Linked DNA regions of Homo sapiens: region 1 is linked to region 2. Evidence: chromatin loops called from intact Hi-C (ENCODE). Cell type or tissue: B cell. All regions are shown on one strand. Links, peaks and the distances in the headings refer to the core of each region. The heading gives the core; the rest is flanking DNA. Region 1 has its middle 26 kb from the start of LINC02227. Region 2 has its middle 210 kb from the start of LINC02227.

Region 1 (10,975 bases), core at 1,799-9,798, 240 kb after region 2:
AACATGTAAGAAGTCTGATTACCTTGAAGCCACCATGCTGTGAGGAAGCCCAAGATACACAGAGAGGTCATGTGTAGGGTCTCTGGGCATCAGTCCTAGCTGAAGGTCAGCCTTCACGTCATGCCAGCCTAGGCCTTGACATGTGAATGAGGAAGCTTCCAGATGATTTCAGCCCTAAGTTATTTTAGTGACCCTCAGCTGAATTATCCCAGCCTGCTGAGGTCCTGGACATTACAAAACAGAGATAAATCATCTCCACCATGTCTGGCCTGAATTCCTGACCCACGATATTTGCAAGCACAGTAAAATAGTGGTTGCTTTATGCCAGTCAGTTTTGGGGTAGTTTGTTATACAGCTATAAATAACTAGGACACCTGTCATTCTTAGTTTGGTTTCATAACTTAGTGGCTCATGGCCTAGGCCTCCTTTTTAAAACAAAAACAAAATTAAATAATTTTGAGAAGAGTTTAGATATTTTGTGATTCACCCTTTCCAACTCTGATGCAATTGGATACTCCCTGGTTGGAGATGGTGTTTGATATTTTTTCAGTTCAGTTTCCTCCATCTAGAATTCTGATATAGACATATAGATGCAGCTGTTGATACTCTGTATCTGAAAACTGATAGAATGTTCTGAAATTTAATTCCATTCTATTTTCTGTATATCTTTCTTGAGAGGTTTTAATTGTTAGGCAAATTTTAAACCAATTCTGTATAGAATGTATAACTAATTAAAGTCAAAGTAACTCTCGCACTTGAGTTTTGTATTTCATTGCCTTTGCCCTCCTACACTGTAGGAAACATTGAATAGCGCCAGGCTTTTGAGCATCTGGAAATCCTATACAATTCAGGCTGTGAATAAAAATATTCTACCATTTCCTGGCCATTTTGTTCTGTTAAATACCAAAATTGGGTTTATTCCTTTGTAAATGATGAAGAGGGGGCAGAAATGAATGTATATTTCTAAAAACATTTTTATGTTTTAGAAATGACCATACTGTTTCATAAAATAGCTCCACAAATTAAGTAATTTTGAAAATCTGTTTCTGACTAAAACCCAGTTCTAAAAATGAAAGCATTCATTGATTAATTCATGCATTCATTCAATAACTATTTATTGAGTATCCATTATGTGCTAACCATTATGTTGGGTAATGGGAATTCAGAGGTGAACAAACCCAAAGATTTCTCTTGGAGGAATTCTAAAGAGACATAGAAAATGTTTTCCTGGTGATTACCCTCCCTGAGCTTGGTTTCAGTCCCACTTCTGCAACAGCTGCAGAAGGTCTCAGAAGCACATTTGCAATATCTCCAGCTACTTTGTCACTGTTGGCAATAGGCAGGAAGAATCTTAGGTGGAGCTGTTCTTTTGCTAAATTAAACAATGATCAAAACTCTGCTCATTTTTTCCATCACTAAATGTCATCTAATTTCCCCTGGCTGTTAAGACAGTATGTGTGTGTGTGTGTGTGTGTGTGTGTGTGTGTCTGTGTGACAAATGCATAAAGGATCATACACACAGAAAAAAAAGCAAGTAAGAAAATATACTGGGTGAGGCATAATTTACCACACAGTTAAAAAACAATGTGTACTCAGCCCATAAAAGATATTTGCTACTTTAAGATGTTGCAATGGACATCTGTTGATTTGCCTGACCACCATATGTTACTTTTCCTAGTAACATCACCCTGTTTTTGTGTACAGAAACCAATTCTCACTCTGTGTTTTGAGTGTGGTGAACCCTACACCCCAGTTCTAGGAGTAGCCATGTGACATAAGCTGCCAATCACCATAGGACAATCCTCAGGCCACTATGATTGGCTTAGTGGCAACGACATGACTCAAGCTAGTCCAATGAGAGCTTACTCCAAGATCCTAAAACAGCCTGAATAGAGACACCTGGTCTTCCCAAGTTGCTCTGGGATTGTGACAGGATATGATGTATCCTTGGGGTTCCTGGCTGCCATCTTGCTATTACATGGGAAGATTTATCCAGAAAATGGAGCCAACTCAGGAGAAGGTAGATCTGAGATAAAGAGAGAAAATCACATCCCACAATATTTAAGCCATTTTGCCCAGACTGAAAATTTCTTAACATTTCTTTTTTTGCTGTTTTTTTTAATTAGCAAACCTGCCAGTTTTAGTAACTTCTGTTTCTCTAGATGTTTGCAAACTAACCAGTGTATATCTAGTACTTAAACATGCACTTTGCTTTAATAAGCTGCCTTTCAAGTCATTAGAGAAGGATTTAGAGGTTAAAGAATGATGTGGTAGGTAATTTATGTTTGAATCAACCTCCTCTTTTATAGACTATGTTAAAAAGTGCCTATAAATATTTCTTCTTGGCATCTTCAGCAATCTTAATGGGTTAAGTGCCCAGCATGTTCTACATGAGGTTCAATTCACAGTGATGTACCTGAGCAGGAATGGACTTCCCTCTTACTTACCATTTCCGTTCTCTTGTTTCCATCACTACCTCAAAGTCTGTCTCCTCTGCAGTTCAGGCAGTGTATCTCTGAGAAGGTCACTAAAATATATGTTCCTGGGCCAGGCGTGGTGGCTGTATCCCAGCACTCTGGGAGGCCAAGGCAGGTGGATCACCTGAGGTCGGGAGTTCAAGACCAGCCTGACCAACATGGAGAAACCCCATCTCTACTAAAAAATACAAAAATTAGCTGGGCATGATGGTGCATGCCTGTAATCCCAGCTACTCGGGAGGCTGAAGCAGGAGAATCACTTGAACTGGGGAGGCAGAGGTTGCGGTGAGCCGAGATGGCGCCATTGCACTCCAGCCTGGGCAACAAGAGCGAAATTCCATCTGTGTGTGTGTGTGTGTGTGTGTGTGTGTGTGTGTGTCTGTCTGTCTGTCTGTCTGTCTGTTCCTGGCCTTAAGCCCTTGCTCCCACTAGGGGCTTAAAGATTCTGATTCCTGTAAACCTAGGTGGGAATCCAGGAATACCCATTTTTTCACAAGCGACCCAATAATCTCACATGAGGTACTCCTTGTTAAGTACTGGTTTAAGGAATTAGAATCCTAAGGGAGAATGGCTGGAGGGATCTTTACGTATAATCTAGTATAGTCTTAACCTCCAATATTAATTTCAGAGGTTGAGACCCAGAAGTGAAAGTAAATGGTGTCAGCACTGGAATGCAAGTCTGTTAAATTTCTCCAAAACCCTTTCTACTGCACTTGTATGGTCTTCACATTCAAACCTGAAACAGAATGCAGTTGTGCTCTCCCCAATAGTCTGAACTCAATATTAAATTTTTAGAAAAAGAAAGAGGATGCAAGAATAATGTGAGACCTCTTAGCTGGTGGATAATGCTATCCTGATGTGGTCTCTGATCAGTTATTTTGCTTATAGGACAGAGAACATCTGTAATGATAACCTGGCTGCAATTTACTGAGAATATAATATGTGCTACGCACTGTACTCATAGATGTATTCTTTCTTTTAAAGTTCAATCGTGCCTAGAAAAGAGGCACTAGCACTGCCTCTGAATGTGAAAAGTGAAGTGAAGTAATTTGCCCCAAATCACTCAGCCAGGATGCAACTGTGATTTCAATCCCAATAGGCACTGGTAGCATGCCTTTCTCCCTCTCCTTTCTCTTTCTTCTCCTTTCTCTCCATCTCCTCCTCCTTCTCACCAAGGACTAGATCCATGACCTCAGCTGGCAAACCTACAAATATGGACGATTTGTCATAAGACAAGAGTGGCTGGCAGTGTACACCATCCCCATCTAGTACTTTAGAATGGAGTGAAAAGCTTTGTCTTTTCCAACAGAGCACATGTTCTAAAATAAAGCCTTGGAAAGTTCAGCTGCCTGGGGCATGTCAGAGATCATTGAGCTTGAATCTCTGGAAGTAAAAGGCAAAGTCTAGGATATACTTAATGATGAGGATGGTAGTGATGATGATGATGATGATGATGATGATAAAAAATAACACCCATTGAGAGCCAGTGATGTACTGGATATTTCTCAGGGTTCTGTATCCATGATCTCTTTTACTCTTCACAACAGTCCTAAGATGTAGGGACCATAATTAATCCCACTGCTTTTATAAATAAACTGAGTCAGCGATAGGTTAAGGAAATGGCCACAGTTCCGAGTAAGTAGTGGAGGTGGGAATCAAATTTAGGGAACTGAGTCTCCTAAACCTGGGTACAATAGGATGACAGCTACATAACAGAACTGAATTACTTGCCTAATCAGGATGAGTAAATCCCTAATTTAGAGTCTTTGGAAGTATCCAGAAGGAACACGTCTCGTGCTTCTTTTGCATTTCTCCTAGTCCTTAAGGACAATATGGATATGGAGAATAATAACAATAATATTGATTACTAACATGTTCTGAGAATGTACTCTCTGTGTTGGATACCTTTAGCCCTTTGAAAGCGTTATGCCATTTAACCCTACAATCATCCCATGAGTTGGTTATTGTTATTAACTCCACTTGCAGATAAAGAGGTTACATAACTTGCCTAATGTTATTGCCCAAGTTGATATCAAAGCCCTTGCTCAGACACACTTACTAAATCATTCAAGAGTGGTACTTTATCTCTTCCAGTCCAAAAGTGCTGGAAGACTCCATGAATCTTTGTAAGACACTGTAAGAGCTTGGTTATCTCCTTACAGAAATAAGCTATCTTAATATGGCCCTCAATGGCTGAGACTCCTTCTGTGATATTGTGTCTGGAGTTGTCATGAACGTTTTTCTGACACCAGAATGCAATGACATGAACCTGAAAGTGATCCATAGATGAGAGGCTAGATAGGGTCCGGCTAGGGCTCAGCTTTGCCCAAAGAGAAGGGAACTTTGTACTGTTTGTATGTTCCCAGAGAGTTCCTGATATTGAGTCCCTTGGACATAACCACATGACTCCCTTTCAGAGACTGGGTTATAATTCCTCAACAAAAAAATTACCAAAAAGTAAAATTTAAAAGCCATCTAGCCACATATACTGCAAATATAATTTTAATAGATTTCTTTCCATTAAGGTTTTATTCTTTTTCTTTCTGTCTGTTCCTGACAATGCAGCTCTCTTCTCTGATTTCCTGTCTGTGGTTTTGAGTTGGGTTAGAGTGTGTGGGCTGAGCACGTAGCCCACAGCGAGCTCCCTCCCAGTGCCATCTGCACACCTTATTTGACACTGAATCATGCATTCTTCTGCCTTAATGTGTCTCTTATATTGCAGCTTGTAGTGTTATTGAAACTTTTGTGCATTTAATTCTTGTCTCCTCAATTAGCTCAAAAGTTCCTTGAAGTCAGGGACTATGATGTATACTTCTTTGCAGCCTCCATAATGGTGTTAAGGAAATAGCCGTTGATACATGTTGAAGGAAGTCTCTGGTATGCTGGCTGAGTTCTGCCCCATGACTTTCACATTGTGGTGGCTTCAGATCTTTATAAACTTGAAGTGATCTCTTTGTTCAAAGCAAGGTGATAGGACCGAGGAAGGCACAGTAAGGAGTGATGGGTAAGGATCCAAATGCTTTGGTTTGTAGCCCAGCTTCATCACTCATTAACTGTCTAACTTCAGCAAAGTTTTAAACCTCTTCCTAGCTTAGTTTTTCTTACCTACATTCTAAAGTTGACTGAAGAATTGAGTAAATTAACACATGTAAATTGCTTAGAAGAGGCCCTGGTAAATGCTCAATAAATGATAGATATTGTTACTCTCATGACTATGATCAATGCCCTTCAGCCAAAGACCACCAGGAAAATACTGTTGTTGAACAAGTTGGGTTTATTACTAATTTCAGTGAGAGAGAATGCACACCATGAGGAACTATAAGTCATCTCAGTAAGAGAGTGTTAGAAAGGACTTGTGGGACACAAGCTTGCATTAGGTGATTTGGGAGAGAGTTTAAGGAAGCAGTTTTCTTCTGAATTGGTGCTGTCAGGAAGTAGGAATAATCCTATGATTCAGTATCTAAAGAAATCTTATTTAGAGGGAGAGACTAGATGAAGGTTGAGTATCTAAATCAGTCTTATATAGAAGAAGGGAATGCCAGAACAGTTCTAAGGCTGTAATTGATTAAGAAGTAGCAATCATTCACATTAGCCAGGAAGGAGGGGAGATTGAGCATTTTTGCAGTTTGAACAATGCTGAAGTTTCTCTGTGTTCAGACAATATTATGGAATGGTCTAGTCTTTGTCTCGCTCCATCATGGTCACAGAGTGACCATGTCTGAGGTTGATGCTCTTTGAAATTGCTTACATTCCAAAAGGGAACATCAAAGCCTAGCCAACAGTACTAGATCAGCTCCTGGATGTCTTGCACAGCTTTTCTGTTTCTTGGTATGACTAATGTAATAGTAATAGCCACCATATTGAACACTTTTTACTTTCCAGACATTGTGCTGAGCAGTTGACCTGCATTAGCTAATACCATTCTCACAACCACCCAGTAACGTGAGTGCCATCATTAACAATCTACAAATGAGGAGACAGGCTGATATGGTTTGGATCTGTGTCCACACTTAAATTTCATGTTGAATTGTAATCCCAGTGTTGGAGGGGGTCTGGTGGGAGGTGACTGGATCATGGGGGTGAATCTTTCATGAATGGTTTAGAACTATCCCTTTGGTGCTGTTCTCATAATAGAGTTCTCATAAGATCTGGTTGTTTAAACATGTCTAGCACCTTCCCCTTCTCTTTGTCCCCCCTGCTCTTGCCATATAAGAGGGCCTACTTCCCCTTTGCCTTCTGCCATGGTAGTAAGTCCCCTGAGACATCCTCAGAGGCTGAGGAGATGTCAGCATTATGCTTTCTGCACAGCTTGCAGAACCCATGAGAATTATACCTCTTTTCTTTATAAATTATCCAGCCTCAGGTATTTCTTTATAGCAATGTGAGAATGGACCAATACATAGGCCCAGAGAAACTGAACAAATTTGGCCAAAATTATGGAGCTGGGAATAGGTGAAGTTTTATGAAAACCCAAGACTCTCCACCTCCACTTAGTCTCTGATGTTCAACCTTATGAGAGCAAAAGCTGATTGAGGACCTAATTTGGGCCTGGTGCTTTGCAAGCATTATCTCATTTATTCATGATCCTTTGCTATAAAGAAACTTGTAATCCAGCGTGAGATAAAAAACTAATGTCAACATCTGCAATATATGGCAGCTTATCATCCAACTGTTATAAATGTGTAGAGGAAGAAGTGATATATTCATTCATTCAAAAAATATTTGTTGAACTTCTACAATGTAAGGCATCATGTTAAATGTGAGATCTAGAGTTGTATCAGTGAGATATATTGAGTTCATGACCTCTTGAGAATTATGTTTTTTTGTGGGAAAGAGAAACGTTAGACAATTAAACAAATAAATATGTAATTATACATTCAGAAAAAGTGTATGAAGATAGATAACACATCTTAATAGTATACAGTAACAGTACTAGAGCAGGGCAGATGTATAGCTCTACTAGGTGTCCGGGAAGGACCTCTGGAGAAGTAACATTTCAGCCGAGACCTACCAGGTGCCAAGGAGGCAGTTTCCAGAAAAGCCGAGGGAAGAGCCTTCCAAGCAGTGGAAATACAGAGTGTAAGGGATGTATGACTGGAATACTCTAGGGAAATCCTGGAAAATTAAGAAGATCCAGGGTGACTGGGGCATCATGGCTTGGGATGAGATAGGGAAGATAGCCAGGCAGATCATAAGGCAAAAGGATGCAAAATTTTCTTCTCCATTCAATGGGAAACCATTGAAGGCTTTTAAGAAGGGAGATGAATTAATTCCAAATGAGAGTCTAAAGAGGACTCAATGGCAGAGCAACACTGGAGTTGGGCTGTGGAGGAGGAATATTATCAACAAAAGTAGAGAGTGATATACCAAAAAGAAGTAGACAATGTGAAAAAAGGCACAGAGTCCAGGAACCACCAAATTGGTGTCCAGATTGGTGAGTTAGTCTGTGCCCCTGAGAGAAGTGTGCATGCTGACAGTGCAGGGTGGAAGTAAATTCTGAAAGTTGCCCTTGGAGTTAGACTGTTGGACATGAAGTTCGAGTTTCTATAGACAGTGGGGAGTCATAGCATTGAGGGTCATAAGACTGACAAATGGAATAAGAGACCTAATTTATACTTCTCTTTTGTGCTTTCTTATTTTTATGGATTGGTTTGTGAGTACTCCTTGGCTCTTCTCAGACCAAACCCAGTGATAACACAGCCAGAAGGACAGGTTAGGGTTTTTTATAAAAGCAAAGCAAACAAACACAACCTTTGAAGCTTGCAATATTGAAGAGATTCATTTTCCTATGTTGCTAATGCTTTGTATTATGATTACTGTTATAAATTAAGTAGTTATTCTCAAAAAGCCTCAGACTTCTACGTTTTGGCTGGCACTAGATAAGGCTGATCAATACTCTGGACAAATATGTAGCTTTTCTATTTACTCAACAAGAATTTTTGAAAAAAACCCGTCTTTTCATAACATTGTCATTTTTGCCATGTTTAAAAGTTCAAGTAAATATCCAAACTTACTGCAACTGAATGGGGCTTTATCCTCTGTTTGGACAAAATACCAATATGGCTGTGAGACTGGTGTCTTCTGCTCTCATGATAGGAGCATGTGAAACTGCAGAGAAGATTTCTGAAATGTTATTTTGTGACTGTGAGCCATATTATTGTAATTGTTAGAATTATTATTTATTATACTTTAAGTTCTAGGGTACATGTGCACAATGTGCAGGTTTGATACATAGGTATATGTGTGCCATGTTGGTTTGCTGCACCCATTAACTCGTCATTTACATTAGGTATTTCTTCTAATGCTATCCCTCCCCCAGCCCCCCATCCCTCAACAGGCCCTGGTGTGTGATGTTCCCTGCCCTGTGTCCAAGTGATCTTATTGTTCAGTTCCCACCTATGAGTGAGAACATGCGGTGTTCGGTTCTCTGTCCTTGTGATAGTTTGCTGAGAATGATGGTTTCCAGCTTCATCCATGTCCCTGCAAAGGACATGAACTCATCCTTTTTTATGGCTACATAGTATTCCATGGTGTATATGTGCCACATTTTCTTAATCCAGTCTATCATTGATGGACATTTGGGTTGGTTCCAAGTCTTTGTTATTGTGAATAGTGCCGCAGTAAACATACGTGTGCATGTGTCTTTATAGTAGCATGATTTATAATCCTTGGGGTATATACCCAGTAATGAGATTGCTGGGTCAAACGGTATTTCTAGTTCTAGATCCTTGAGGAATCCCCACACTGTCTTCCATGGTGGTTGAACTAATTTACACTCCCAACAACAGTGTAAGTGCATTCCTATTTCCTCACATCCTCTTCAGCATCTGCTGTTTCCTGACTTTTTAATGATTGCCATTCTAACTGGCATGAGATGGTATCTCATTGTGGTTTTGATTTGCATTACTCTGATGGCCAGTGATGATGAGCATTTTTTCATGTGTTTGTTGGCTGCATAAATGTCTTCTTTTGAGAAATTTCTGTTCATATCCTCTGCCCACTTTTTGATGGGGTTGTTTGTTTTTTTCTTGTAAATTTGTTTGAGTTCTCTGTAGATTCTGGATATTAGCCCTTTGTCAGATGGGTAGATTGCAAAAATTTTTTCCCATTTTGTAGGTTGTCTGTTGACTCTGATGGTAGTTTCTTTTGCTGTGCAGAGGCTCTTTAGTTTAATTAGATCCCATTTGTCTATTTTGGGTTTTTTTGCCACTGCTTTTGTGTTTTAGACATGAAGTCCTTCCCCATGCCTATGTCCTGAATGGTATTGCCTAGGTTTTCTTCTAGGGTGTTTATGGTTTTAGGTTTAACATTTCAGTCTTTAATCCATCTTGAATTAATTTTTATATAAGGTGTAAGGAAGGGATCCAGTTTCAGCTTTCTACATATGGCTAGCCAGTTTTCCCAGTACCATTTATTAAATAGGAAATCCTTTTCCCATTTCTTGTTTTTGTCAGGTTTGTCAAAGATCAGATGGTTGTAGATGTGTGGTGTTATTTCTGAGGTGTCTGTTCTGTTCCATTGGTCTATATCTCTGTTTTGGTACCAGTACCATGCTGTTTTTTACTGTAGCCTTATAGTATAGTTTGAAGTCAGGTAGCGTGATGCCTCCAGCTTTGTTCTTTTGGCTTAGGATTGTCTTGGCAATGTGGGCCCTTTTTTGGTTCCACATGAACTTTAAAGTAGTTTTTTCCAATTCTGTGAAGAAAGTCATTGGTAGCTTGATGGGGATGGCATTGGATCTATAAATTACTTTGGACAGTGTGGCCATTTTCACAATATTGATTCTTCCTGTCCATGAGCATGGAATATTCTTCCGTTTGTTTGTGTCCTCTTTTATTTCCTTGAGCAGTGGCTTTTAGTTCTCCTTGAAGAGATCCTTCAAGTCCCTTGTAAGTTGGATTCCTAGGTATTTTATTCTCTTTGAAGCAATTGTGAATGGGAGTTCCCACATGATTTGGCTCTCTGTTTGTCTGTCAACGGTGTATAAGAATGCTTGTGATTTTCGCACATTGATTTTATATCCTGAGACTTTGCTGAAGTTGCTTATCAGCTTAAGGAGATTTTGGCCTGAGACGATGGGGTTTTCTAAATATACAATCATGTCATCTGCAAACAGGGACAATTTGACTTCCTCTTTACCTAACTGAATACACTTTATTTCTTTCTCTTGCCTGATTGCCCTGGCCAGAACTTTCAACACTATGTTGAATAGGAGTGGTGAGAGAGGGCATCCCGTCTTGTGCCAGTTTTCGAAGGGAATGCTTCCAGTTTTTGCCCATTCAGTATGATATTGGCTGTGGGTTTGACATAAATAGCTCTTATTATTTTGAGATGTGTTCCATCCATACCTAGTTTATTGAGAGTTTTTAGCATGAAGGGCTGTTGGATTTTGTCAAAGGCCTTTTCTGCATCTATTGAGATAATCATGTGGTTTTTGTTGTTGGTTCTGTTTATGTGACGGATTATGTTTATTGATTTGTGTATGTTAAACCAGCCTT
Region 2 (10,975 bases), core at 1,089-9,088:
TTCCCATTAGACAGCTTGCTCCGCACATAATCAGCACCCTGGGCTTGGCTTCTACTGAAGGAGTGAGGAGCCCTTATTTCTGCCCTGCGGCTCTTTGCATGATAGATCATGCATTGTTATTGTGCACGCTTTCTCTGAATCCCTCCTCCTCTCCCTCCCTCCAGCCCCTTCTGCTACGTAACCGCTCAGGGTCCCAGGACAGTTGAAATCTGACCAGCCACAGTGCTATATTTAACTTCTGTGTGCATCACAGCTGAGGACTTGGCCCATACAACACAGGTGCACCCACAGCCGTTGTTTCTTCCTCTCTGAGGATGCAGGCAAAAAACCAGTGCCCCTGCCTGGAATGGAGGGGGCGTGGGAGAGGAGAGGCCGAGTCGTTCCTCAACCTCGTGGTCTGCCCAGCCCTGCTCACTGCAGCGTGTAGTGAGACAATATGGCAATTCATAAAATGTGACATTCATGTGTGAGGCACACTGCTGTGAGCCTGTTTTATTCCATGATAAAAACTACATCTGTCAGAACCTATCTGCTCATGTTCAGGCCAGGAGGAGAATTGTATCGCCTAGATTTGCTCTCTCCTTCCTCTTACTAGAGGCAGCTTCCTCCTGTCTCCTACCAGAGCCAGTTGAGGGGTCCCCTGTCATGGGAGAAATCCATGGTGGACCTCCATGTGTCAGAAAAAAGGATGAACCGACTTCAAATTATTTCTCTCTTTGAGGGTCTTGCTCTACAATGGCAGAGAATTTCTGTGACAGATTAAAAAAAGACACATTTGACATATGTACATATAGATAAATTATGACACAGGCATGTATATAATATACCTATATATTTAAAAATATTTTAAAAACTGACTTTGGGTTTGAAAGTTTTCAGCAGGCATTTTTGTTTCAGTTAATCACGTTTCTATTGCAGCCTGGGGACTTTTTAAAACATTTGTAGAACCCCCTATCTTGTTCCCAAAGGCTTAAGCATTATTTGATAATTAGCCTTCACAATTATGTTATACGTTTTGGAGAGAAGTGAGAGCTGGGGAGGGTGGGAGGAGAAAAGTTGTGTGTGTTAGTTAATGTGGGAGGAATGAGGGGTATTATCTGGGGATTGGAGGAATGCTTATGAGAGAAAGAAGTTCACTCTGTCAAAATCGTGTTGGTTGCCAGTTCTCTGTGAAACCCTCATTTAGGATACAGGGAAGGGGGTTGGGGGACGTTGGAAACTTTCTCACCTTTCCTAATTAAAATGATGTCAGAAAACAGGATCCAAGTAGAGGCCAGCTATATGCCATTTAAAAAGAAATATGCTTCATTACACTTTCTCTCCATTTCCCGGAACTCACTATGGGAACAAGAGAAAGGAAGAATCCTTGTTAAAATTTTGGAGATAGTATTTTGGTCTTTACCAACTGTGACCTTGATAGCACAATGCAGTGATCCTTGCTAAGATGACAGTTTTCCTTTCCTTCTCTCTGCCTGTGTTCATACACCACCTGCTTCTCATTGTCCACACACTCACATCAGCAAACTGCAGCATCTCGTGTTCTTGGTTCATGCTCTCTCTGACTTGCTGGAGAAAACAGTGATCTTTTCACCTTCAAATAGGTATATTTGCTCTGTGTTTTTATTTTGTGAAAATTATTTCCTTCTCTAAGGAGAAATGTTTGTTTTTGTTTATTTAATCAGATTCCAATAAAGTTGAGTATATGGCTTAGAGAGCGAGAGAATGAGAGAGGGGGATGTGTGTTGTGTTTTATTGTGTTTGGAGTGTGTGTGTGTGTCTGCAGAGGATATCTGAAGGATCCTACCACGAAAAATGATCCTCAGTCAAAATGTTAAAGTAGATGATGGTGTGTGCCAGGGGCCATTTCTTACTGTACCACTTTTCTTTCAAATCCGAGATGTTAGAGGAACACAGTACTTCTCCAAGATACAGTGATATTTCAGGCAGTACCAGACAGTGGGAAAGGCTTTTTGCTTTCGTTTGTTTGCCTGCTATTTATTACTATTATTATTAGCTTTTGATGGGGAGGGGATGGGAATTTCTGGTTTTGGGGACTTCTAGAATCCAATAACATAGAGAGCTGCTTGAGGTTAGTTGTGCTACATGGTTTAATGTGGCTTTTGTTGGGTTGTTTTTTTGTTTTGGCCAGGAGTAGGAAACCGGCTGCAAAGCAGGATGATTTGGTTTTGATGTCTGTCCCCTCCAAATGTCATGTTGAAATGTAATCCCCAGTAGTTGCAGGCAGAGCTCAGTGGGAGCTATTGGGCCACGATGGGTAGATCACTAATGAAAGGCTTAGCGTCATCCCGTTGGTGATGAGTGGGTTCTTGCTGAGTTCATGCAAGAGCTGATTGTTTAAAAATGTGGCACCTCCCTCAGCCCCTTGTTCCTGTTCTAGCCATGTGACACATCGGCCCTGTGGCTTTGCCTTCCGCCATGATTGGAAGCTTCCTGAGGCCTCACCAGAAGCAGATGTTGGTGCCATCCTTCCTGCACAGCATGCAGAACTTTGAACCAATTAAGCCTCATTTCTTTATAAATTACCCAGCCTCAGGTATTCCTTTACAGTGACGCAAAAATGGACTAACACACAGGAGTTACAGTTTAAAGGCCTGTAGGGGCCATGACTATGATGGAGATGATTGAACCCATCTGGGCGTGAGGCAGCTGGGATAGAAGGGGACTGTGCATGCAGGAGATGGAGCTACCGCATTCCAGCCCGCTGCTGCTGGGCAGGGATGCAAGCCCAGTGTTGGCAGATCTTTGATTTTTTTCTGGATTCTGATGTAAAGTTTCTTGACTTTAAAATGTTTATCACTCATTCAAATTAAGAGGAAAAAAACCAACTCACATCCTGCACAACCTTGGAAAGGTCTGTTTACTCCTTTATGAAACAAAAGCATTAGGGTGGATGAGCTCAAAAATTTCTACTTGACCAGACCTTTTAGGATTGTATAATTCCTGAATCCTGAGTTCAGACCTTCAAAATCCCTTCATTTCCTGTTTTTCTTTTTTTTTCACAAAGAGGTGGGCAGATGTTCAAAAGGAGAAAAGAGGAAACAAAACAGATGTAGAGAAGGATCAGGAAGGTCTAGATAGTGGAAGGTGGTGCCTGCCCATGTGCCACTCTGCTTTTTGGAGAAAAGCTTCTTTCTCTGAATTCTTTATGAAAGCTACCTTTCCCTCCCCTGAACCGCAATAGTCCTTTTCCAATCCCCTTTTCAACAGATATGCTTATTTAATATATTTATTAATTGCCTGCCTGGGGGCAGGCATACTTTTATGACTTCTGTAATTTTTCCACTTGTATTATAGTTACTTGAGTAAAAGGATGGAGAGAACTTTATTTTCCAAATTTCTTGGATACCAGGAAGGAGGCTGGTCTGTTGCAAGTACACACTGTGAGAGAAGCAGGGTGAGAAGAGGCAGAGCGGACAGGGCTTACGCTGTTTGGAAAAGAGTGCGTAGTGAGGTGGGTCACCTTTTGGAGAGCCCACGCTTTGAGAGCCAGCAGAGTGAGGTGGAGAGCCATCAAGACAGCCGACAGCTATGTGGCGTGAGATGCAATTGCCCTCCACTGTCCTCAGTTCTTCCACAAAGTTACCAAAGTTGTGAGGTGCTGGTGCCCGATCAAGGCAACAGGCACAGGTGTAGCAGCAGAGCAAAAAGGCCAGGAGTTTGCAGATGTCATGAGGAGAACTGTGGATTCAAACAAGCCTTGAAACTGTCCGAGCCAATTCCTGAGATGCAGTGAGGTCCCCAGGTAACATTTGGGTACATTTGGGCACATCTGGGCCCATTGTCACCTGAGCCAGGTTGTGAGCAGTTTGGGAGCAGGATCCTTGTCAAAGTTGTCTCTGGAGAAGATATGGGGACAACACAGTGCTTTTGCATGGAATGGATGTCAGTAAATACTTACTTACTGAATGAATGATTGAAGAAAGGAAGGCAGGCAGAAAGGAACGAGAAAGCTGTTAACTGCCAGTCCCTTAACATGGAATGCAGGCTTTACATGGAAAGACAGACTAAATAAACCAGCTTGGAGAGAGTTAATTTCTGCCTGCAGCATTCACAGGAAGGATAATGTATGCTGGGGCGGAAAAGCATTAGTTTTTCCCTTTTTGAAACCCCTAAAAGATTTGTCTGAAGCATATATTTAAATGGGCAGCGTACAGGTGTTTTCAGAGCTGCTCCAGCCCCAGAGAAGGCCTCAGGGCAAACCAGAGAAGACGGTACTTGGTAACGAGAAACACTCCTCAGCTACTCTGCATGCTTCAGTGGGAAAATGCAAATCAACTCATTCTCGCTTTTGAGGACAACTTCAGATAAAGGGTTCCCCAGGCAAAGTAACCCCTTCAATGTGCCTGACTGTCTTTCCCCATTGCTATCTTTTCCTGCACTACCTGCAGTGTGAGCTGTCGGGGGTGGGGAGGGGTTGTGGATGGGCTGCACCGGAGATGAGAAAGGAGTTGCATAGCAATGAGGAGGTGGAGGAGGAGAGAGAAGGAAGGGGCTTGGGCTTTTGTGTGGGTACAACTTTGTGGAAAAGGCCTTAAACTAGGAGATGGGATTACCTCTACTTCTGCCTCTGTCGGCCACCAGCTGTGGATGACCTTGGGCAAGAAGGGGGATTCATAGGCAATCAAAGCTGAAGTGAATAATGTTGGAAATCATATCAATTTCACTAACTAGTTTTTTGTTTTTGTTTTTTAACAGTTGGGAAACTGAGATTGAACAAGATATTAATGGAGAGTAAGTGGGAGGCTAGGTTTAGAATTCAGGTCCCCCAGCTTCGGGAACAGAGCCCTTTCCACCATCCCAAGTATCATGCTCAGGGGCATCAGTACCAGCAGATTTGGGTTTCAGATTTCATAATTTGTATATGAAAGTTGGGGTGTGTCTAGGGGCTCAATTAAGACTTTCAAAACCTGAATATCTAAAAAAATTATGGTGACTTTCCCCAACCCCCAGTGTAGGTAAAGTTGATCCTTGAACAACATGGGTTTGAACTGAACGTGTCCACTGATTTGTGGATTTTCTTCCACCTCTGTCATTCCTGAGACAGCAAGACCAACCCTCCCACTCCTCCTCCTTCTCCTCAGCCTAGTCAATGTGAAGACAAGGATGAAGACCTTTCTGATGATCCACTTCTACTTAATGAAGAGTAAATGTATTCTTTCTTCCTTATGCTTTTCTGAAAAACATTTTAACATCTAAAATATGTGTTAATTGGCTATATTATTGATAAGACTTCTCTGTTCAGTAGGCTATTAGTAGTTAAGTTTTTGGTAGTTAAGTCAAAAGTTATATGCAGATTTTTGACATGTAGGGGAGAGGAGATTGGCTCCCCTAATCCCTGCATTGTTCAAGAGTTAACTGCAATTGAAAATAAAAGCAATGCTAAATTGTTACACAAGTATAAGCAACTAGAATAATTGTTTTTTCTCCTGATGACTACTCTGATGGTTTTCAAATAATAAATTCAATAAAATTTTTTTATTTCAGGTGCCCCTGTTTTAATGGTGGCCCGGGCACATGCTTTTTCCGCTTATAGGGAAATCCATTTTATGACCCTGAATGTCATTATGTACTTATTTTTGAGTGAGTGCATGAGTGAGTTGTGTGAACATGTTTGGGCAATTATCTTTGGTTATTTTTGTGTTCATGTGATTTTCAATGGTTTTAAGTACATATTTTTTTTGGTGCAAATATGTATGTATATAAATGCAGATTTCTGTTTTCTTTTTTATAAAGAGTGAGGCAATCAAATGATTGCTAAAATTGTCAGGCTTTAGTTTGCTAAATGAGACAATGTATGTTACGAGAGCCTTTCACATGGCATGAAGGCCACTTTTTCTTAACAAGTAAAAGGTATGATTACTCCAGATGAATCTCAGTCTCAACTTGAAATGGTCTGGGTTAGAAAAGTACCTGGGACCTGAATTTCTAGAGAAAGTGATTATGTCAAGTCAAAGAATGGGCAGGTTTGCTTTAGGCTTTATTGATTTTCATACTTTGCTTTTCAGAGGTTGGGTCTCAGTAACTTTCAATGTTTCCTTGGTCGGCAAGGAGTTTACTGTAGTTTTTACTTGTTTATTTATCTGAAACTTGTGTGTATGGTATACATATATTAAAAACATGACATATGTTTTGATACATAAACACAAAGTATTTCATATTGGTGGCTCCTTTTGTTTTGGCTTGGCTTGTCTCTCCAGGGACCTGAGCTTGGGGCTGGATGTGAGATGAGTGCTGCGTATCTTGGATATAATCCATAACCTGGTGTCATTTTAGCCTCAGGCAAGTGCTCCCTGCCTGCGAATAAGACTTTGGCCCTGGCTACAGAGGAGCTCCCGCTTGTCAGTGGGGGATCCTCCTCAAACTGAAATCTGGACTTATTCCCTGTGATGATAACAAGAGTTGGAGGACTTCATCGTAGAACACCCTGCATTCTTTTTCCTGAGTGGCTTCTCATCTATGTTGCCAGTTCATTCTCAGAAAAGATTACTGTAATACTAAGATCGTGTTTGTTGAGTCTTTAGTGTGGGCCAGTGTTCTCAGGAGTAGCAACGGTGCCTGCCACATTCCTGTAGCCCCCAAAGGATATCTGGTAATATCTGGAGACAATTCTGGCTGGTAATATCTGGAGACAATTCTGGCTGTTCTGGAGAGGGGAAGACTGCTATGGGCACCTAGTGGCTGGAGGCAGGGATACTGCAAAATAGATTATAGTGCACAGTGCAACCACTCTGCCCCCAACAAATAATTATCTGCCTCAAAATGTCACTAGTGTTGAAGTTGAGAAACCTTGGTGTGTGCTCTGTGTTCCTTTGTTACAGGTGTGTAGGTGCTAATGTCTGCTGCCCATACTGAAAATGAAAGGCACTATGGCTTGGAGTTAAGAAAGGACATGACCGAGGTGTAGACCTGCATGGGAGCCAGGTCTGTCTGCTTCTGGATCCTCAGCTTGAAGCACCACTCTTGTTGCAAACATCCTCAGGCCTGTCTGAGCAGCATCCCAGAAAATGAGCTAGGATTTGCACTCAATGCACCAGCACCCCTTACAGATAGAGGTGAACTGTGATTATACCAGAGAAACCATGTCTACCTTTCTCATCCTGACTCACAGATAGTGGGTACTGTGCAATAAGTCTCCTGTGGTATAAAATTCATCGTTGTTTAGCCCCCTCCTCTTCTCTCTTTCCTTCATCTTACCCTTTTGATTTTGCTTGTGTTGCATCACAGTAATCTTATTCTCCTTCAAAACTACAGCCCCTTCCTGAAAGGGATCTCCAATAGCTGGTGGGTCAACTTCATTCATTGCCTAATTGGATGACTGTCCGTGGGGGTGAGGTTGTTGATTGCTGCCACCAGGCAGACCAGAGAAAAGGACAGTTTCATCTGAAACTGGACATTCAGTTTTAAATTCTTTTGATGAAAAATTCTCTGGTTGTTCAGAGGCTAAGGAAACTAACAAATAAACCTGAATTTAGGTTTCAGATTGTGCCAGGATTTCACAGGAAAGCTTTTCCTCCCACAAAAGCCTTCTGAGGGATTCCTTTATCAGGAGAGAAAAGCATTCCTGGAGATCTCATTAGGTAAATTACTCTCAGATTAACATATTTTATTAATTACCTATTATGAGATCCCAAAGCTAAACAATCATAAAAACAACAGAAAGAAGTAAATATAGTTCTCAGTGACTAATAGATGCCATGAAAGACATAATCAGTAAAATCAATTATATGCATTATTATAATGAAAGGTACAGTTAGTGCTTTAAAAAAATAATTAGGTTATTGGCTAAGAGGAAACTAGCCCCCTTCCATTGCCCTGAAGCAAGCCCCGGAGGCTTCACTCAAAGGCTTTTAGTATAGAAATCATTGGTTTTATTGGCCAGGCAAATTAGTGACTCCATTAGCTTCACCAGTGGGGGACCCTGGTGTTCCTAAGTCACCAGGTGCTTTTGATCTGGTTGCACATTTTCTCAAATGGAAAAATATAACATTGGAACCATGCATCAAAATGTGAACAAAATATATGTCAGGCTACATGGATGGCGAAGGTAGGAGGTGAGGTAGAAGCAGTAAAATAGGTGGTGAAGGTTTGGCTGTGTGTGAGTGGAGTGTGTGCCGCACGTGTGTCCCACCCAGTCCACACGCATGTGTCACTGGAGAGCTGATCAACAACATTTCCAAATCCCTTTCCAGAATTCAACTTGCCTATCTTGCTTTGTATGTAAAAATATTCCACTTAAACCTGTAGCAAAGCCACCTCCAAAGTGCTAATAAATAATATATGCAAAGTTTTTTTTTCTTATCAACATAAAGAAATGTGGAGTTGTGAGGCTGGTGAAAACTCGCATTAGACAATGTAATGAAGCAGGAATTAGAACAGCGTAGTTCCTCTGGCCATTATAAATGAGGACGGCAGCTACCTGGAGAATGGGAAAACTGATGAGTACAGTCTGTTGGGGAGAGCAGGAGGAAAATTTCCCTCAGGAACACATTTCAAATTACTTATTTATGAACTGATGAACTGGGAGACCACCTATCGAGACATCGGTGTAAGCAGTCTGCTGAAGACAGCTACAGAACTCCAGCTAATTGCGCGGCTGTTTTCTCTTAGAACCCCTGCTCTCCAGCTGGGCTTTGGAGGCAAGAAATTTAGGCTCTGACTAGAAGTTACACTTTTCCTTTTTCTTGTCATCATACATATATACATCCATATTTTAATACACTTGAATCGTTTGGCGAGAGCCTGGGACAAGGCTCCTGCCATTGGCCTGGGAGGGGCTGGCGTAGACAGGTTTTGGTGTTAAGGGTCCTGCAGGCTGTGCCCCGCGGTCAAGGTGTGGGAGATGGAGTTCTGGGCTCCTGCATCAGCTCCCCAAGGCGATTGGATCAGGCCATGGAGAGCCGCACCCCTTGCCTCCCCTTTTTGGTCAGCATCTTCCTCTCCATTGCCATGGCAACAGGGCATTGTGTGCTTCCTCTGTGCTGGGCTCTCTGCCATGTTTTACATGAATGATCTCATTTTACCCTCATGAGAACTTCTATGAAGGTAGGCACTGTCGTTATCCCCATCGTATAGGTGAATAAACTGATTGAGAGAAGTGACGTGACTACCAAGGCCATAAGCCCAAGTCCTTCTGATGACGGGCCTCAGATCCCGAATCATCTCCCAGAAGATGGTACATGTTCACTGGGAAGGAAGCAGCCTCTCCCATGGAGGTGGGCGACGGACTTATTCTCTCTGCTGCAGGCAGTGTGCTGAGCAGAAGAGGACCAGCAATCGAGAGATTAAATGTAGTGGGGAGACAGTGTAGCTGATGTTTAAGAGCTACATCTCTCATTGTTATCTTCGCTTTAGAGATGAGGTGACAGGGGCTCATCAAAGTGAGGCAAACTTGCCCTAAGTCACACATGCAAGTGGAAGAACCAGGGTGTGAACTGAGCCTGGGCTGTGAGCTTCTCACCAGGTAGGGAACTTCTTGAGGGTGGTGTCTGAATCTTATTCACCCTTTAATTCCCATTACCTGGCAGTATACCTATAGACATGGATCTTCAAAATGTATTTGCTGAATTAAATTTTCTTTTTTTTTTTTTGAGATGGAGTCTCACTGTATTGCCCAGGCTGGAGTGCAGTGGCATAATCTCAGCTCACTGCAGCCTCTACCTCCCGAGTTCTAGCGATTCTCCTGCCTCAGCCTCCCAGGTAGCTGGGATTACAGGCACACACTACCACATCTGGCTAATTTTTATAGTTTTAGTAGAGACGAGGTTCTACCATGTTGGCCAGACTGGTCTCAAACTCCTGACCTCCAGGTAATCTGCCCGCCTCGGCCTCCCAAAGTGCTAGGATTACTGGCATAAGCCACTGTGCCCAGCCTGAATTAAATTTTCAACCCCAAATTTGGGGAGCTTGTGGACCTCTTGCAAAGGTCCCCATTCCTTGGAAGGCACTGCAATAATAACAGCATGTAATATTGATTGCCCATCTAACTGTGCCAGTTCCTATGCCAATCCAGTACACGATCATCTCCTTCAGTTCTTACAGCCTGATGAAGCAGGGATGTTTATCATAATCTCCAGATTATAGGTTTAGGGCACTGGTGCTCAGAGAGGTTAAGTCAGTTGTTATCAACTAAGATCAAATTGCTGCTCACTGCCTCCCTTCCCAAGGGCCAGTTGGCAATGTCTGGAGATATTTCTGGTTGTCACAGCTGGAGGTGGGGTGCTCCTGGCATCTAGTGGGTAGAGGTTAGGGTCACTGCTAAATCTCTCACAATTCACAGGATGTCTCCTTACACCAAAGTATGACCCAGCCCCAAATATTAATGTTGTCCAGGTTGAGATAATCTGAGTTAAGTGCTTGCCCAAGCTATTAAGTGGCAGAGTCAGATTCAGACTTCCTTGTCCTATTCCAGAGCCTTTGTGCTAATCATATACTACATGATTTTCTCAGTCTCTCCCTCCTCGGGTAGCCTAGAGTTTGCTCAGAAGACAGTTACATTAGAATGTGAGTCACGGCGCAGTAAGTGACTTGGGGGAATGAATAGGGAGCCTCTGATGTGGATCTCTATGCAAAGTAAGTCCTCAATCTCATCTTGAGAGTTGGGTCCTGACTATATCAAATAAGTAAATTTGCCTGCATGGCAATTCTATTAGGGCCAGAGGTAGCTGGAGCCAGGAGGACTTGGGGGAAAGACAACAGGGCTGGGGCATCCCAGGTTCCAGGCTGATGTCAACAATTCCTGGTGTGTAGACTCCGGAAGGCCATGACACTCTCTGAGCCATCATTTCTTTAGGTGTGGGACCAAGACACCTCTGCCCTGCCTCATCACAGAGCTCTTTGTGAAAACCACATGAGAAAATGGCCATCCAAGCCTTTTGAAAAAGTTAAAGGGCTTCATGTTGGCTGAGTTTCCCTTCATTACTTCAACAAATAGGTGATAATAACAGTGACAGTTCAC

Evidence for each region. Peaks named below come from ENCODE experiments on the same cell type or tissue, not always from the same donor. Only the 100,000 strongest peaks of a DNase experiment are listed, where the experiment ranks them.
Region 1: it touches region 2 in a loop (2.3-fold over the local background); 2 of 110 quality-filtered maps call a loop at or near these places.

What each region holds. Positions count from the first base shown.
Region 1 is chr5:158,430,152-158,441,126 of GRCh38, forward strand. No RefSeq gene overlaps it. Among named protein-coding and RNA genes, the nearest start is that of LINC02227, 26 kb to the left of the region's middle. In B cell, for the core only: no CTCF peak of the experiment used is centred there; DNase peaks (open chromatin) are centred at 5,230 and 6,700; H3K4me3 peaks cover 1,038 bases; H3K27ac peaks cover 1,776 bases.
Region 2 is chr5:158,194,506-158,205,480 of GRCh38, forward strand. No RefSeq gene overlaps it. Among named protein-coding and RNA genes, the nearest start is that of LINC02227, 210 kb to the right of the region's middle. In B cell, for the core only: no CTCF peak of the experiment used is centred there; a DNase peak (open chromatin) is centred at 4,266; H3K4me3 peaks cover 476 bases.